Linked DNA regions of Homo sapiens: regions 2 and 3 are each linked to region 1. A link is a contact called in ENCODE Hi-C or POLR2A ChIA-PET data. All regions are on one chromosome and are shown on one strand. Each heading gives the region's core, a stretch centred on a gene start or an enhancer-like site at or near the end of the contact. The rest is flanking DNA. Distances are from core to core; before and after follow the strand shown. Region 1 holds the start of DENR (density regulated re-initiation and release factor). Region 2 holds the start of DDX55 (DEAD-box helicase 55). Region 3 holds the start of KMT5A (lysine methyltransferase 5A).

Region 1 (3,840 bases), core at 441-2,940:
TGTCTCTGCATCATAAACATGGTAAAGAAAAAAGTGCTGTGCTTTTGATGTGCATATACATAAACATCTCAATGCCTTAAAGAGCAGTATTGCTGCCAGTATGTCCCACCTCCAGCCCTAAGGCGGTTTTCCCCTATCTCAGTAGATGGAATATACAATCGGGCTTTACACCGAGACATTCCATTGCCCAGGGACGAGCAGGAGACAGATGCCTTCCTCTTATCTCAACTGCACAGAGGTGTTCCTTCCTCTTTTACTAATCCTCCTGAGCACAGACCCTTTACAGGTGTCGGGCTGTGGAATGGTCAGGTCTTTCCCTTCCCACGAGGCCATATTTCAGACTATCACATGAGGAGAAACCTTGGACAATACCTGGCTTTCCTAGGAAGAGGTCCCTGCGGCCTTCTGCAGTGTATTGTGTCTCTGGGTACTTGAGATTAGGGAGTGGTGATGATTCTTAAGGCGCATGCTGCCTTCAAGCATTTGTTTAACAAAGCACATCCTGCACAGCCCTTAATCCATTTAACCCTCAGTTGACACAGCACAGGTCTCAGGAAGCACAGGGTTGGTGGTAGGGTTACAGATTAACAGCATCTCAAGGCAGAAGAATTTTTCTTAGCACAGAACAAAATGGAGTCTCTTATGTCTACTTCTTTCTACACAGACACAGTAACAATCTGATCTTTCTTTTCCCCATATATTCCCATACTCTTACATTTTTCTTTTTTTCATTAAAAAAAATTGTAGGCCGGGCGCGGTGGCTCACGCCTGTAATCCCAGCACTTTGGGAGGCGGAGGCGGGAGGATCCCTTGAGTCCGGGAGTTCGAGACCAGCCTGGACAGCATAGGGAGATTCCCCCACCTCTATAAACAAATTAAAAATTAGCTGGGTGTGGTAACGCGCGCCTGTATTCCCAACTACTTGGGAGGTCGAGGCTGCAGTGAACCGTGTTTGTGCAACTGCACTCCATCCAGCCTAGGTGACAGAGTGAGACCCTGTCAAAACATAAAGAAAAGGATGAAGGAAGGGAGGGAGGAAGGAAGGAAGGGAGGGAGGAAGGAAGGAAAGAAGGAAGGAAGGGAGGGAGGGAGGGAAGGGGAAGAAAGAGACAGAAAGAAGAGAAAGAAGAAAGAAAAGAAAGAACAGAAAAGAAAGAAAAAAGAATTCCTTTAATTTAGTGTATGGTGTTAAAACGCAACCAAACGCTCCATCCGGCGAAGAGAGAGAGAAAAGAAGAGAGGAAGGAAAGAAGGAAGGGAGGGAGGGAGGGAGGGAGAACACCTTCCTTTAATTCAGTGCATGGTGTTAAAATGCGACCAAACGCTCTATCCGGCTGCAATCTCCCCGCACGGGAGTGATTTATGCAGTAGCTGGAGGTTAGTCAGGACTCCAGGATGCACCGCAGACACCGAGGCGATGATCCTCGGACTCATTAATAGGGAGTCATTTGTGACTCAGGTGCGCTCTCTGCGTCTGCAAGTCACGTTCCCTTCGGCACGCCCATCTCGAGGATTCATCCTCTCCAACGGGTGACGAGCACCGCCTGCCGGCGGCCCGCCTCTCGGCCTCTTGGCCACGCCCCCCACCGGAGGGCAAGGCGCACGCTCCGCAATTTTTCTCCGCCCCCGTCTTCCGGCTTCTCGCGACATCCGCCCAGCGGCGGCCGGAATCTCGCGATAAAGGCTCATTGTCTCGCGGGAGCGCTGCTGGCGGTCGGGCGCTCGGGCGGCCCTGGCCGGGGAGACGAGTTGCATGTGTTGGTTCAGCTGGCGATAGCGGCGGGAGCGGAGCCGGCGGGGCCTGTGCGACCGCCTGGGTAACGACCCCAAGTGCTTCTCCCGCTCCCGAGAAGCTCGTAGAGAGTGTGGGGGAAGCTGAGATGCTGCCTGGCGGAAGGGGGCCGGGCCGGGCCTCTCCACACCCCCGCCCACAAGGGCCCCTTCTGGCGTCCCCGGGGTTGCTCCTTCGCCTCAGACCTGGTCGCCCTTGTCCCCTCAGTGCTCTTACATTCTGCGCTCGTTTTCTCTCCTCATCCTTCTTACGCTCTGGTTACCCCGCCCCCTCCCATGCCCTTTTTAGACTCCCCAGGCCCCTCTCATGGCGTTTAGTTGCCCCCACACCCTGCACCCCGGGCTTCTCCGATGACCCACCCCTTGTTCCTAGGCACTTCCAGCCTCTCTCCATTCGGCGCCTTTGTAGCCCTTCTCTCACTGCAGTTTGCATCCCTCCCAGATCACCCTCAGACCTTTTTGCTCCGTGTCTGCCGTGGGTACTCACCCCATCTTTCCTTCCCCATTGCTTCCTGTTTTTCTCTAGTGAGTCCCTCTGCCCCATCCTTCATGGTCCATTTGCTGCTTGCTTCCCTGTAGACCTGTGGAGCAAGGAGATGTTGTGCCTGGGATTGCTCATATTTTATGAATCGAATGCAGCTTGTATCCCCCACTCAACAACAGACTTGAAACAGCTTTGGGGTGGGGAGGTTTCTGTTGAGAGGAACACTGCTCTTCTGGGGTCTTGATTCTAAAATAGTGAGGGTGTGTTATTTTCCTTGCTTACAGGTTTGTGAAATGGCTGCTGACATTTCTGAATCCAGCGGGGCTGACTGCAAAGGAGACCCAAGGAACAGTGCCAAGTTAGATGCCGATTACCCACTTCGAGTCCTTTATTGTGGAGGCAAGTGTTGGTAGCCACAGAATGACTTTTACTCACTATACTTTTATGCATTGTAATAACAGTTTGACATTTGGTAAGCTTTCTTCCCCATCCTTTTCATTTGGTGAGTTTGTACTGGGGGAGAGGAGTCCTGGGGAGGAGGAGGCATGAATTAACAGAGTTTCCCCACCTGGGTGATTTGTGTCTGGCTACTCTGCCTGAAGAAGCTTACAGTCCATTTGTAACAGGATGTGCAACTAGGTTATTTCAGCCTGAAGGTCCTCAAGGTGTATGCTAGTCTAGCTGTCAAAGGAGGGCTTCTTGGAAGATTATGAGTTAAGGATGGCAAGGACTGGATGAGAAGGTGGGGAACGGCGTCCCAGACAAAGCGCACGACTATGTAAGAAAAAGCTTGATGGCTGTCTGTGAAGAAGTGAGCAGCTTTGAGTTTGTCTGGTGTATCGTATAGGGAGGGTGGCCCGTTAAGGAGTGGGAGAAGGTGAGGTTGGAGTGTTGGGTGGTAGGACAGTGAGGAAAGTCTTCTTGGTTTGAATCATGATATATGTATTAGGTTTAATCAAGATCTTTTTCACTTTCGAGTGTTTTTCTTCATTTTCAATATAGAAATATTTGTGAATTGTAAATGCTGTATGTATTCGCATCTTGGAAACTTTCAGAAAAATCTGAAGATACAGGACAGTAAAAGGGCAAGTAAATATTTTTTCAGTAAATATTTCTCAGAACTTACTGTGTGCCTAGTGATGTTTTAGGTGCTGGGGCCTGAGTAGTGAATAAGTCAGAAGATCCTTGTTCACGTGGACCTTACATTCTGTGACTGCAGTAGAGACCACATCTGACATTTAAGTACCGTAGAAGGAGAAATGATATCTTTTTGCCATTAAAAGTAATGGCAAAAACTGCAGTTACTTTTGCACCAACCTAATCATTTTTTGAGCAGGAAAATAAAGTGACAAGAGATTAATATGCTGCATTATTTGGAGGAAATAGAACCCACAAATTTGAAGGCCACTTTCAGAAATCTAGGTTTGAGGTAAATAAGTGCCTTGCTGAGAGTGTAAGCAGTATAAAAGTGAATAAAGAGGGTTAATCAAAGAAAAGATACAATGTTTAATGGTGAAAAAGGAAAAAGATATTTCACAATTGAGAGAGTTGAAAAACCAGAACAC
Region 2 (3,840 bases), core at 338-2,837, 850 kb after region 1:
CCAGGCTGGTCTCAAACTCCTTACCTTAGGTGATCCGCCTGCCTCAGCCTCCCAAAGTGCTGGGATTACAGGCATGAGCCACCGCACCTAGCCCAGATAATTTCTTTTTCTTTTTTTTTTTGAGACTGAGTCTCGCTTTGTCACCCACGCTGGAGTGCAGTGGCGCAACCTCCACCTCCCTGGTTCAAGCGATTCTTCTGCCTCAGGCTCCTGAGTAGCTGGGACTACAGGCATGCGCCACCACGCCTGGCTAATTTCTGTATTTTTAGTAGAGACGGGGTTTCACCATATTGGCCAGGCTGGTCTCGAACTCCTGACCTTGAGATCTGCCCGCTTTGGCCTCCCAAAGTGGTGAGATTACAGGCGTGAGCCACCGTGCCAGGCCAATAATTTCTTTATGGCCAGTTTTTTCACAGAAAGGTGGAGAGAGAGTAATATTTTTAGGTTTTATGGCTGACTGTGGAGAAAAGGGATTCCTGTTTCTATGCTCCGTCATGGGCAAGAGGGATTCTTGAGTTTCTATGGCTAGCCTCAGAGAATCAGAGATCAGAGAGGGAGCAGAAGGTCAGAGAGAAACTTGCTTCTGAGGCTGCCTCTGGGGCCTTCATTTTGGGGTTTCGTTTTCAGAGCCTCAACAGGAGCAAGCCATGCACATAGGTGGAGGAGATAGGCCCTCATAGAGGGCACATAATGAGTGGTCAATAAAAGTTTGCTGAGTGAAGGCCGGGCGCGGTGGCTCACGCCTGTAATCCCAGCACTTTGGGAGGCCGAGGCGGGCGGATCACGAGGTCAGGAAATCGAGACCATCCTGGCTAACACGGTGAAACCCCGTCTCTACTAAAAATACAAAAAATTAGCCGGGCGTGGTGGAGGGCGCCTGCAGTCCCAGGTACTCGGGAGGCTGAGGCAGGAGAAGGGCGTGAACCCGGGAGGCGGAGCTTGCAGTGAACCGTTATAGCGCCCAGCCTCCAGCCTGGGCAACAGAGCGAGACTCCGTCTCAAACAACAACAACAACAACAACAACAACAAAAACAGCTTTCTGAGTGAAGTTGTATGTGGACATGAATGGCCCAGGCAAACAGTGAACAGAGGAATGGGACAGTGTTCTTAGTTAGGACTCTGACCCTAACTTCCGGGAAAGTAAACCAACATTCAGGACGTACCGGCCATCGGACCGCAACATTCAGGACGTACCGGCCATCAGCGGGTGCCTGTTTTGCAGGGCTGCTAACCCGGGTCCCCGACACGTTTCTCTGCCCACGGTAGCCAGCCCCGCTGTCCTTCGGCCTGGACGCGGTCCTGTGCTGCCACCTGCCTCCGAGGGGCAGAGAAAGTGGGAGGGCCGGGCCAGAATCCCTCCCGCCAAAACTCCTGCCCGGTGCGGAGAGGCGCCCGGAGCCCAGGGCGCTGTGCGGAGCGGGTGTAACTCCCCAGGCCTGCCCCGCCGCCTGCCTCCACCGTCCCGCGGACGCCTTTCCTCCCTCCCGCGGCGTGGGAGCCTTCGCCGCGCTCCGGAACTCTGCTGCTCCAGCGAAGTTCCCGGCCGGCCGCTGGAGCTGCGGGAAGCGGAAGTGCTCGTTGGGGGTGCACAAGGCGCGTTCGAGCAGCGGCGACCGACGCGGCGAAGGAGCGCGCCATGGAGCATGTGACAGAGGGCTCCTGGGAGTCGCTGCCTGTGCCGCTGCACCCGCAGGTGCTGGGCGCGCTGCGGGAGCTGGGCTTCCCGTACATGACGCCGGTGCAGGTATCGGTTCCCTGGCGTGGGGGAGTGAGGCTGGGAGAGGGGCAGGCACCCGCTGCATCGGACCCACAGGAGGTGATCGGACAGATCTGAGCCCTGGGGCGCTCATCCCTCCAGCTGGGGCTCTTGCCTTGTCTCCAGCTGCCCAGACTGGCGGAATGCGGAGCTGCCCGGCCAGCGAGCCGGCAGAGGGGCCGCGACCCACCCCGCCCTCGGGTGCTGTGGTCTCAAGCCTGGTTCTCATCCTGGCCCTGCTCGCTGTAGCTGTGAGACCTCGGGCAAATGGCTTAACCTCTCCGTGCTTCATTTTCCTTCTCTGTGAAATGACGAAAAAATAACACCCTCCTTATGGGGTTGCTGTGGGGACTAAATAAACCAGTCGGCACACTATGGGAGCTCAGTAAGGGTTACCGTTGTTATGCATCTCTTCAAGAATATTTCTTGAGGACCTGCTATGTGTCAGGAACTCTTCTAGGCTCTGGGGAGTTTGCAGTATTGGCATCTGCTCATAGCCTTACTTTCTAGTGCAAGAGCTAGAGAAAGGATAATTTCAGCTGCTGGTAAGTGTTATGAAAGAACTAAGACGGTTGTGATAGTGTCGCGCGAGGACTGCAGAGGAGGTGAGATAGGGTGTTAAGGAAGGCCTCTCTGAGGAGGTGCATTGAGCTGAGACCTCAGTGATTGAGAAGGAGCTGGCTCTGAGGTGACTAGGGGGAGATTATTCCACTGGAGAGAAATACCAGTGCACATAAATGCCCTGCGGCAGGCTGCAAATAGTTTGAGCAGCAGAAAGGAGGCCTTTGTGGCTGAACATCAAGAGTAGTGTAAGAGATGGATTGTGCAGGGTCTTGTAGGCGCTTGGATTTCATTCTAAATGTAGTGGGAAGCCATCTTATCTGGGAGGATGTTTAGGAAGGGAAGGGCTGTGATTTCTCTGTAGAGAGTGGCCTTTCCAGGCATAAGAGATGAAGCAGGCAGGTCGCTTAGGAGGCCATTGTCAGGTAAGAGATGATGGTGACTTGGAGTAGGGTGGAACCAGTGGATACTGAGAAGTCACATTTGGGATAGCTTTAAGGTTGCTAAGGGACTGGAAGTGGAGGTTAGGAAAGAAAAGACTACAGGACCTGAGGTTTTTATTCTTTTTTTTTTTTTTTTTGAGATGGAGTCTCGCTCTGTTGCCCAGGCTGGAGTGCAGTGGCGCGATCTCGGCTCACTGCAACCTCCGCCTCCTGGGTTCAAGCAATTCTCTGCCTGAACCTCCCAAGTAGCTGAGATCACAGGTGCCTGCCACCATGCCCGGCTAATTTTTTGTATTTTTAGTAGATACGGGGTTTCACCATCTCGGCCAGGTTGGTCTTGAACTCCTGACCTCCTGATCCACCCGCCTTGGCCTCCCAAAGTGCTGGGATTACAGGCTGAGCTACCGCACCCGGCTGATTTTTATTAGTAGCTGAGTGAATGGTGTTACCATTTCCCAAGAATGACTGGCGTGCGTATCAGGTTTCAGAGGGAAAGTCAAGAGTTCTTTTTTTTGTTTTTTGTTTGTTTGTTTGTTTTTAACTTTTTTGAGACGGAATCTTTCTCTGTTGCCCAGGTTGGAGTGCAATGACACGATCTCGGCTCACTGCAACTTCTGCCTCCCGGGTTCAAGCTATTCTCCCATCTCAGCCTTCCAAGTAGCTGGGGTTACAGGCATACACCACCACGCCTGGCTAATTTTTGTGTTTTTAGTAGAGACGGGATTTCGCCATGTTGGCCAGACTGGTCTTGAACTCCTGACCTCAGGTACGCCCGCCTTGGCCTCCCAAAGTGCTGGGATTACAGGAGTGAGCCACTGCGCCTGACCACAAGAGTCCTGTTTTTAAACACTGAGCTGGGTACAGTGGCACCCGCCTGTAGTACCATTTGTTTGGAAGGCTGAGGTGGGAGGATCCCTTGAGCCCAGGAGTTCAAGACCAGCCTGAGCAACATAGTGAGACCCGCATCTTCGAAATTAAAATAAATAATGGCCGGGCACGGTGGCTCACGCCTGTAATCCTAGCACTTTTGGAGACCAAGGTGGGAGGATCACTTGAGATCAGGAGTTCAAGACCAGCCT
Region 3 (3,840 bases), core at 903-3,402, 630 kb after region 1:
AAAGCAAACACCTCTCTCTCTATATATATTTTTTGTTTGTTTGTTTGTTTGTTTTGAGACAGAGTCTCGCTCTGGTGCCCAGGCTGGATTGCAGTGGGACGATCTTGGCTCACTGCAACCTCTGCCTCCCGGGTTCAAGCACTTCTCCGCCTCAGCCTCCTGAGTAGTGAGATTACAGGCACGCACCACCACGCCTGGCTAATTTTTGTATTTTTAGTAGAAACGGGGTTTTCACCATGTTGGTCAGGCTGGTCTTGAATTCCTGACCTCGTGATCCACCTGCCTCGGCCTCCCAGAGTGCTGGGATTACAGGTGAGAGCCACTGCACACTGCCACACTTCCACATATTTATGGAAGCTGTAAGGCATGTTGGAGATTACGGCACCAGCTCCTTCATTTGACAGGTAGGGAAATGGAAGGCCAGAGAGCTGAACTGATGTGCCAAGTGACACAGTGACTTTGTGACAAAAGTGTCCTTTTCTACCTTTCCCAGTGCTTTCACATATATCATTTTATTTTCCTTTCCTATTTTCCTGGTGCTTTGGAAGAGTCTTTGGGCAATGGTTGGGTCTCCAAAACCTTTTCAATTACCAAAGAGACAGGATGGATTAGTGACCTCGTCCCACACCCCTGGGAGGGGCCCCAGGGAAGAGCAGTAGTAACTGGACGCCTTCCCTGAGTCCAAAGCAGACACTCCAGGACACCTGATTCTCTGGGAACATACTGACTGAGCCCCCTCTCTCAGAGGGGAACAGCGAATACTTGCTTCCCTCGGGATAAGGTAGCCATTTAGTGTTTGAACAGTGGAGAGACTGACCCAGGCCCTGCAATTACATTGCTGGGTGACCTTGGGCAGCGCGTAAGTGACCCGCTTCCTCTATTGCCCCATCTGTAAAATGGGTGGGTGTGAAGCATTAGGATCTTTGCGGTCCTGGAAGGACCTTCCCTACTGACCCAGTTAGTTGGTAGGAGTTGTGTCTGTGGGTTTTTTTTTTTTTCTTTTTTTGAGACGGAGTCTCGTTCTGTCGCCCAGGCTGGAGTGCAGCGGCGTGATCTCGGCTCACTGCAAGCTCTGTCTCCCGGGTTCACGCCATTGTCCTGCCTCGGCCTCCCAGGTAGCTGGGACTACAGGCGCCCGCCACCACGCCCGGCTCATTTTTTTTGTATTTTTAGTAGAGACGGGGTTTCACCGTGTTAGCCAGGATGGTCTCGATCTCCTGACCTCGTAATCCACCCGCCTCGGCCTCCCAAAGTGCTGAGATTACAGGCGTGAGCCACCGCGCCCGGCCGGGTTTTGAATACTGGAATATTCAATAAACCTTTTTTTTTTTTTTTTTTTTTGAGACAGTGTTTCGCTCTTGTTGCCCAGGCTGGAGTGCAATGGCGCGATCTCGGCTCACCGTAACCTCTGCCTCCCGAGTAGCTGGGATTACATGCTATTCTCCGGCCTCAGCCTCCCGAGTAGCTGGGATTACATGCATGCGATACCACGCCCGGCTAATTTTGTATTTTTAGTAGAGACTGGGTTTCTCTATATTGGTCAGGCTGGTCTCGAACCACGGACCTCAGGTGATCCGCCCGCCTCAGCCTCCCAAAGTGCTGGGATTACAGGCATGAGCCACCGCGCCCGGCCAAAACCTTTCAAACCTGAGAATGAATGGATCAAACTGCTGGAGAGGTCGGTGTGCTGGAGTTGCTAAACTGCTGGGAGACTCAGGTTTCCCAGCTCTTAAGGGAAGATCGAGGGGTCAAAGGTCGGGTTCCGGTCAAGCCCACAGAGAACCGGAAGTCCCAGATCCGGTCGGCTCGGAGCCCAGGGCTCCAGCCGGGCTACTCACGCTCCGGAGGCGGAGCTTCAGCAGCGGGAGGGGGAGGAATCTGGGGCCTCCCAATGGCAGCTCGGGTGTCTTCCATCGCAGCCATTCAACGTCTGGCGACGGTCAAATTTAAACACCCCTCCCACCTCCTCCGCCGGGACCTGTCGGGAAAGCGTTTGCAGTTATTGCGGCGGCTGGACACGCCCCGCCGCCGAAGAGGCGGGAGAAGGGCGGGGCCTTTCTCCGAGTTGGCCTATCACTACGGGCAGCCTGCGGAGAGGCGGGAGGCGGCGCCAATCGGGGCGAGCAGCTGGAGCCCGGCGGAGCAGTTGGCTGAGTTGTTGCAACTTTTTTCGAAAGCTGGGTTTCCCGGGAGATCCCAGGCGGTGACAGAGTGGAGCCATGGCTAGAGGTATTTGCCCAAGTGGCCGGCACCGGAGCGGCTGGGTCGGGGGTCGTGCTGGAGGGGTTGCCGGGGTGGAGGCAGCGGCTGCGGGGAGGCGTCCTCCTCGGGTGGCTCGGGGCAAGCTTGGGGACCCGCGTGGGGGGAGAGGGGGTGCTGCTGCGGAACCCGCCGGCCCCCCCTTGCGGCTCCAGATGCCCCCAGAAACCCTTCCCACTGCCGTGCTTCTGTTTCCCTTCTATGAAGTGAACACCTGCGGGCCTGCCTCTCCACGGCAGCAGATCCATATGTCAGAGCTCTTTGGAAACTAAAGCGCAGGGCACCTCCAGGGAATAGGTGTTATTGATAGAAGTGGGGCGGGGGCAGGAGTGAGGCTTCGCCCACTTTGGGGCCCTCTCTCTTTGGGAAAGGAGGTGATCCCGAGGCGAAGGCGCAGATCGATAACCTGCATATTGGGGTGCGCGTCAGGGTGGACACCGCAGCAGGCGCCTTTCCTCCCTCCCCACGTCCTGAGTCAGCTCTGCGCCGCTGGAGCGAAGGCCGGGCCCCGCTGGCCCACTTTGGGGTAAAACGGGTTCCTGGCATCTCGCGGGCGCGGTCGTTCGCCCCGCATCTGGTCAGGACTTCGCCCCCCGGTAGATGGCTTGGGTGGGCTTGTACAGCCCTGGGAGGCGATGCCCTGTCTGAAGTCCTCTGCATACTTAGTTGGCTGTCAGGACAGTGCCTCCCAGGTATGCGGCAAAGAGATCTCCAACCGCTTGGTCATTTCCAGCCACTGCGTCTCCTTCACGCCAAAGGGCCAAAAACTTGAGCGTGAAAGTTGAGTAGAATTAGTATTAAAAAAAAAAAAAAGTTTTGGTATTATATTTTTCTCAAAATTTCAAGGCTTCAAGTGTTAGTAGGAATTTGCTTTAGTGCAGTATGCTCCCTATAGCAATAATAATGAATAAAATAATGATTCATTCAGTAAATATCTATTGGGTCCCTTTGTTTTCAGGCCCTGAAGTCAGTTGCATCATCTATTCTCCTAGCATCCCTAGAGGTTCTTTTGGGATAAGACTTACCCAGAGCCTGATGAAAAAATGAGGCATAGTAAACTTCAGGTTAAAGAGCTTCATCACTCAACTCTTGGAGAAAATTAATACTAATATTTTTCCTTTGAAAAGTGTTAAGCATCTAAAAGTATATTTAACATTATCTGACTAATTTATCTGACAAATTTTAATAAAACTATGCTTCCTGGGTTCATTTTTCTCATCACAGCAAAATCATTTAAACTACTTGTTTTAAAAGTAGTGCATTAATTAATATATGAAGAAAACTAACCATCTATCATTGAAATACTTAAAATATGACTAAATAATAATTATGGCCAGGCATGGTGGCTCACACCTGTAATCCTAGCACTTTGGGAGGCCAAGGCGGGCAGATCACCTGAGGTCGGGAGTTCGAGACCAGTCTGACCAACATGGAGAAATCCCGTCTCTACTAAAAATACAAAATTAGCCGGGCATGGCAGCGCATGCCTGTAATCCCAGCTACTTGGGAGGCTGAGGCAGGGAGAATTGCCTGAACCTGGGAGGTGGAGCTTGCAGTGAGCCGAGATTACGTCACCGCACT

Evidence for each region. Hi-C counts contacts between places; a loop is a spot of excess contacts on that map. ChIA-PET counts read pairs that join two places held with the same protein, here RNA polymerase II (POLR2A). Pooled maps may share reads with other maps.
Region 2: a map of CD8-positive, alpha-beta T cell shows a loop between it and region 1 (2.5-fold over the local background). The contact joins the promoter of DDX55 here to the promoter of DENR in region 1. A Hi-C loop is called at or near these places in 1 of 168 maps with a recorded cell type or tissue (CD8-positive, alpha-beta T cell), 1 of 37 single-sample maps with no recorded cell type and 6 of 50 pooled maps.
Region 3: a map of CD4-positive, alpha-beta T cell shows a loop between it and region 1 (2.7-fold over the local background). The contact joins the promoter of KMT5A here to the promoter of DENR in region 1. A Hi-C loop is called at or near these places in 1 of 168 maps with a recorded cell type or tissue (CD4-positive, alpha-beta T cell) and 3 of 50 pooled maps. POLR2A ChIA-PET finds 5 or more read pairs at or near these places in 2 of 52 experiments (BJ and OCI-LY7).

What each region holds. Positions count from the first base shown.
Region 1 is chr12:122,751,134-122,754,973 of GRCh38, forward strand. It overlaps DENR (density regulated re-initiation and release factor), which reads left to right and starts at 1,691. Exons shown (of 8, transcript NM_003677.5): 1 at 1,691-1,817; 2 at 2,560-2,674. The coding sequence starts at 2,569. RefSeq lists enhancers at 187-1,048, 2,140-2,199 and a silencer at 1,950-1,999.
Region 2 is chr12:123,600,512-123,604,351 of GRCh38, forward strand. It overlaps DDX55 (DEAD-box helicase 55), which reads left to right and starts at 1,588. Exons shown (of 14, transcript NM_020936.3): 1 at 1,588-1,745. The coding sequence starts at 1,638. RefSeq lists a silencer at 1,950-2,059 and an enhancer at 2,300-2,349.
Region 3 is chr12:123,381,980-123,385,819 of GRCh38, forward strand. KMT5A (lysine methyltransferase 5A) reads left to right here and starts at 2,153. Exons shown (of 8, transcript NM_020382.7): 1 at 2,153-2,229. The coding sequence starts at 2,220. RefSeq lists silencers at 1,124-1,346, 2,274-2,443 and enhancers at 1,311-2,041, 1,564-1,783, 2,624-2,783.